Regions from separate parts of the Homo sapiens genome. Here region 1 is linked to region 2. The links are chromatin loops, found by intact Hi-C in ENCODE. Cell type or tissue: GM12878. All regions are shown on one strand. Links, peaks and the distances in the headings refer to the core of each region. The heading gives the core; the rest is flanking DNA.

What was found. Hi-C counts contacts between places; a loop is a spot of excess contacts. Peaks named below come from ENCODE experiments on the same cell type or tissue, not always from the same donor. Only the 100,000 strongest peaks of a DNase experiment are listed, where the experiment ranks them.
Region 1: it touches region 2 in a loop (8-fold over the local background); 9 of 110 quality-filtered maps call a loop at or near these places.

Annotation. Positions count from the first base shown.
Region 1 is chr1:16,031,692-16,034,595 of GRCh38, reverse strand. It overlaps CLCNKA (chloride voltage-gated channel Ka), which reads right to left. Exons shown (of 20, transcript NM_004070.4): 16 at 2,753-2,886; 17 at 2,305-2,393; 18 at 2,070-2,153; 19 at 1,340-1,426; 20 at 546-985. The coding sequence ends at 938. It also overlaps the pseudogene FAM131C2P. Among named protein-coding and RNA genes, the nearest start is that of CLCNKB, 11 kb to the left of the region's middle. RefSeq lists enhancers at 1,448-1,517, 817-1,623, 1,624-2,431. In GM12878, for the core only: a CTCF peak has its summit at 1,577; a DNase peak (open chromatin) is centred at 1,566.
Region 2 is chr1:15,801,861-15,804,764 of GRCh38, reverse strand. No RefSeq gene overlaps it. Among named protein-coding and RNA genes, the nearest start is that of UQCRHL, 4.3 kb to the left of the region's middle. RefSeq lists an enhancer at 570-1,071. In GM12878, for the core only: a CTCF peak has its summit at 1,227 (motif pointing left); no DNase peak of the experiment used is centred there.

The DNA of each region.
Region 1 (2,904 bases), core at 159-2,658, 230 kb before region 2:
CTGGGAGCCCACTCCCCCTCCTTGCAGCTCCCTCCCATCTCACTCAAGTTTCTTTGAGGACATTAAAGTGGTGGATTCACCCTGGATGACCTTGGCCTGGTCTCTGCTGGGGAAGATGTGACCTTGGGCCCCTGGACAGAGTCCGGAGGGAGTCAGGGGGGATCCTTAACCCCAACACATACACAGCCGGTCAACCTGGGCCACCCAGGCATAGAAGGCTCATGGAGGATGCCCAGGGCTCTGTGGACTCCAGAAGGAGCCACACTTCGGTCCTGGCTTTATGAGCTGTGGCCCAGCCAAGCAGGAGACTAGGGTTTGAGTGACACAGTATCCCACTTATTCATGAGGACAAGCATCATAGACCTGGTGGGAGAACCTCTCTCCCTATCATCTCCCTGCCAAGAAATGGAGCATGAGGAGGAGCCCAGGGGCCCGAGCCTGCAGTGCCCACGTGACCACGGGAAACTCACTCTGGGCCAGCGCAGGTAAGGAGCTCCAGTCCCAGACCAGCAACCTTGCAGCTGAGATGAGGGATGGACAGCAGCTCTGGGAACCAGCTTTATTTTTCTCAGGAGCCTCTCACTGGGAACCAGACAACCCCAGAGGGCATCTTTGCCTGCCCTTGGTGACAGTGTACTCCAATCTCGTCATTCATTAATGTGATGGCCAGTCACTGAGCACCTGGCAGATACTGGTTTTCCATCTTCTCACACTCAGCTCTGCCCAAGGTGGGATTTTTGTCTTTCAAGGCAGGAGCCATCGTCCCACCCAGGATGAGCCATCCTCTTCTGGGCTAGGTTAGAGTTGCCTGTTATGCCAAAGAATGGAGCTGGGCTGGAGGGAGGGGCAGGTGGTGATGGGGGAAGAGAAGCAGGGTCTCAGCCCAACCTCAGTACCAGGTCAGCTGGGGTGCCCTGTTTCATCTTGCTGGGCCGGCTCACTTTGGAGCTGGCGGATTTGTCAGGTTGGAAATTGCTTTCTTCATCTAGAACAGAGAAAGGGGGTGGAGGTGGGGGGGGATGTAGAGGAGGTTGTGAGGGGGGCTCCAGCATTTTTAGTCCCCTAAGGTTCATTTCCAGGCTGAATAGTAGAGCCTGTGCCACCCCATTGCACAGATGGGATCACTGAGGCCGAGAAGGGCAGGCTGGCCACTGGCCAGAAAACAAGGTAGGGGAGCCAGGCCCAGTGGCCAATCTGGGCCAGAAAGAGGGACTCATAAGTATCCTCTGAATCCCCCCAGGTTTGGATGGGAGCATGCTGGTGTCCCCCCACCTCCCCATCTCCCCAGCCTTCTCAGGCATGGGTCCCCTGCTTTGCTCTGCCCCCGGGACCCTGGTACCTCCACCCAGGACACGCAGCCCACAGCTCTGCCCCGCGATGTCACGAAGAGGGACTGAAGGTTCAACAGCTTAAAGAGGTTTTGTGCCTGGATGGGGGATTGTTAGGAAACACTGGAGGGTAGATGGCGCCCAGCCCACCCTCTGGCCCACTCTGCCACGCCTCTGAGCCAGGAAGAGGGGCGGGGCCTGATATGTGTGGGAGGCAACAGACCCAGGCCTGCAATGTCCAGTGTGGGCCACTGGGGGATGCCAGAGGCCACTCAAGGGTCTGGGCGGGGCTGCAAGTGGACAGGACCCAACATCCAGCACCCTCCAGCAGCACAGAGGGGGCGGGGCCATCTCCAGGTCCCCTGTCAGCCTCCGCCCTTGCCCCATCCTTGTGTCAGGCTCTGTCTCAACTGGCTACATAATTTGTCCAAGATCACACAGGCAAAATGGGGTGGACCTGAAATTGAAACGCACGTGTGCCTTGGTGCAACTCCACTGTCTTTCTCCACCCAGAGACTTCCATTTGCCAAGCCCCCCAATTCCCTCATCTCTCTGCATCATCCCCGCAACCCTGGCAGTGAGGGGCGACGGCAGGAGCTGCCCTGTCCAGGCCCAGGAGGAGCAGGAAGCAGGATAAGATGGGCGGGGCGGGGTTGGGACGGGAGGCTGGAGCCTGAGCTCCTCATCAGCTCTTGCCCTGCCCCGGGGGCTGCGTGTGTCACACTCCCCAATACTTGTTACCTGGTGCAAGGTGGTCTCTGAGAATAGCGTCAGGGTCACTGGTTCCGTGGGGCAGCCCCTGGCCAAGATGTCCTGGAGACACTGCTGGGAGTGGGGAAGAGTTATGGGTGCAGGGCCGGCCTCCCCAGGATGCCTCTCTCAGACCACCTCTCCCTCAGGAGATCAGCGGGTCCCTCCCCTCCCATCCCTGCTGACCCACCCCCGCCCCATCCCCACGCCCCTCAGGAGTAACCACCTGGTGTCCTGGAGCCCTGGAAGGAGGCTCAGCCTGGAGGGCCTGCACCAGCTGGGCCCTCTGCACGATGCCTACCAGGATCTGGGACTCTGGCAAGTAGAGAGGGAGAGGGAGGGAGGTGCATTATGAAGAAACAGGCCTGAGGGCCAAGCTTCCGGAAGACCTTGGTGGTGTCCCCATGCTCCTACCCCAGCAGCTGCCCAGGGACTGCCTTACAAGCACCCAGCCGACTCTCTTTAGACATGTCAACCACCCCAAGGGAGGGTAGCCATGATTTCCATTTTGCTGATGAGGAAACTGAGGCTCAGGTGAAGTGACTTGCTCAAGGTCACACGGTTGGTTGCTAAGTCACAGAGCCTGGATGCAGATCCTGTCTGCCTGACAGGTTCAAGAAGGAGGCAGAGGGCATCCCCTACCCCCGACTTCCTCCTCCCTTCCAGCTGGGCACCTGTGCTCTCCACCAGGGGATACTCGGTCACGTCTGTGGAGGTCACAACCTTGACCACCTCCTCCAGCGGCGTGTCCTTGGCCAGTGTGGTGATGCTGTGGTTCATGAAGTGCTCCACCCTCACATGGTGGGAGCTGCAGGCAGAGGGGCTC
Region 2 (2,904 bases), core at 263-2,762:
GCAATTTGGGAGGCCAAGGTGGGCAGATCATTTGAGGTTGGGAGTTTGAGACCAGCCTGGCCAACATGGCAAAACTCCATCTCTACTAAAAATACAAAAATTAGCCAGGTGTGGTGGCACACGCCTGTAATCCTGGCTACTCTGGAGGCTGAGGCAGGAGAATCACTTGAACCTGGGAGGTAGAAGTTGCAGTGAGCCGAGATCACACCACTGCACTCCAGCCTGGGTGACAGAGCAAGACTTCTAAAAAAAAAAAAGCCTGCATACCATTCTGTCACTTGCTTTTTTACTTACTACCTCAAAATGTTGAGGTTCATTCATCCAACAAATATTTAGTTAGCCCTTAAATATGTGCTCAGCAGCTAGGGACCCAGCAGTGCCCTTGCCTTCAAAGGATTTTCATTGCAGTAGAGGGGACACACGATAGACAACAAGCAAGTAGTAATGAAAGACAAGAGGGAGATGACAGGTGACAGACAAGTTAATAGGGCCCAGGCTCAGTGGCTCACGCCTGTTATCCCAACACAATGGGAGGCCGAGGCGGGTGGGTCACCTGAGGTCAGGAGTTCAAGATCAGCCTGGCCAATACCCCATCTCTACTAAAAGTACAAAAATTAGCCAGGCGTAGTGGCGCTTGCCTGTGGTCCCAGCTACTCGGGAGGCTGAGGCAGGAGAATTGATTAGACCCAGGAGGCGGTGAGGTTGCAGTGAGCCGAGATCGAGCCACTGCACTCCAGCCTGGGTGACAGAGTGAGACTTCATCTCAAAAAAAAAAGGAAAAGTTAATAGGAAGGCAGCCTATATGGTCTGGTGTCGTCTTTTAGCAATTCCGTGAAGTACAATGGAGTTTCCAGGTTTTCTCTGTGACAAAGGGATGCTGCTTTGTCACTTTTTTTTCTTTCGAGGCAGGGTCTTACCCTGTAGCCCAGACTGGAGAGCAGTGATGCGATCACAGCTCACTGCAGCCTCGAACTCTTAGGCTCAGGGGATCCTCCCACCTACTGAGTAGCTGAGACCACAGGTACATGCCACTGTACCTGGCTAATTTTTGTTTTTTGTAGAGACAGAGTCTCACTGATGTTGCCTAGGCTGGTCTGGAACTCCTGGGCTCAAATAATCCTCCCGCCTTGGTCACCCAAAATGTTGGGATTACAGGCGTGAGCCACGGTGCCCAGCTGAGCCTTGATATTTAAATAGTGGTCTGGGGACCAGCAACACTGACATCTGCTGGGAGGTTGTTAGAATTGTAGAATTTCAGGTCCCACCTCAGACCTATTGATTATTTCCATATTAACAAGATTCACAGGTGATTTGTATGCACATTTCAGTTTGAGAAGGACTGGTTTAGAATGGAAGATAAAAAATGGCAGATAAGGCTGGGCACGGTGGCTCATGCCTGTAATCCTAGCACTTTGGGAGGCCAAGGCGGGAGGATCACAAGGTCAGGAGTTCAAGACCAGCCTGGCCAACATGGAGAAACCCCATCTCTACTAAAAAAAAAGAAAAAAAGAAAAAATTAGCCGGGCGCAGTGGTGGAAGCGTGTAATCCCAGCTACTTGGGAGGCTGAGGCAGGAAAATTGCTGGAACCCAGGAGGCAGAGGTTGCAGTGAGCCGAGATCGTGCCAATGCACTCCAACCTAGGCAACAAGAGCAAGACTCCGTCTCAAAAAAAAAAAAAGACAGATAAGGTGTTAAATACCTTCAGTTCAATTAGGGATTGATGAGAGATGGTGTGACCTAAAACATTGTTCTGGGTTGAATTTGGCCTTGTTGCCTGGACTGTCAATATTGTGGTGTTTATCCTCTTAGGGAAGAGAACTCCAAAGACCAGGTCATCTCCTTAATTTGCTTCTCTCACCAGGTGTGGGAATCCAGATTGCCCCAAAATCTTGAGCTGTTAAGGCTGGGAAGAGCCTGAGATGCCATCAGTTCAGCTCAATCCCTAGCTGCTGCCCTGCTCACTTCTGCCAACCCCCGTCTCACAGGCGAGGCTCTGGGAAGGGCAGTGGTTTGCTCAAACCACAAATCAGCCCAGGGCTGGCCACAGTCCTGGGTCCCAGCCAGTAGTTATCTTTTCTCTAAGTTTTGGTCCATTATTTTTCTATCTCATGGATTTATCCTAACTTTTTAGAAAAATGAATTTTAAAAACATATATGGGTTCATATTAGAAAAGTATCATTGTAGCAGGATGAGCCTCAGACAAGAACCCCTCAGAAACCGAGTTGTAGAAGGAAAGGGCTTTATTCAGCTGGGAGCATCGGTGGATTCACGTCTCCAAAAGCCGAGCTCCCCGAGTGAGCAATTCCTGTCCCTTTTAAGGGCTTACAACTCTAAGGCGGTCCGCGTGAGAGGGTCGTGATCGATTGAGTAAGCAGAGGGTACGTGACTGGGGGCTGCATGCACTGGTAATCAGAACGGAAAGGAAGAGGACAGGGATTTTCACGACGCTTTTCCATACAATGTCTGAAATCTATAGATAACAGAAGAGTTAGGTCGGGGTTGATTTTTAACTCCAGGCCCAGGGTGCAGTGCTGGGCTATCTGCCTGTGGATTCCATTTCTGCCTTTTAGTTTTTACTACTTCTTTCTTTGGATTCAGAAATTGGGCATAAGACAATATGAGGGGTGGTCTCCTCCCTTATCATGTGCTTACTGTAAAAAAATCAGAGTTGGGCACAGTGGCTCACACCTGTAATCCCAGCACTTTGGGAGGCTGAGGCGGGAGAATCACTTGAGCCCAGGAGTGCAAGACCAGCCTGAGCAACACAGTGAGTCCCTATCTCTACAGAAAAAAAAAGAAAAATCAAAAGTTATCCAGGCAAGATGGTGTGCGCCTATGGTCCAGCCTACTCAAGAGGCTGAGGCTGGAGGATGGCTTGAGCCCAGAAGGTCAAGGCTGCAGT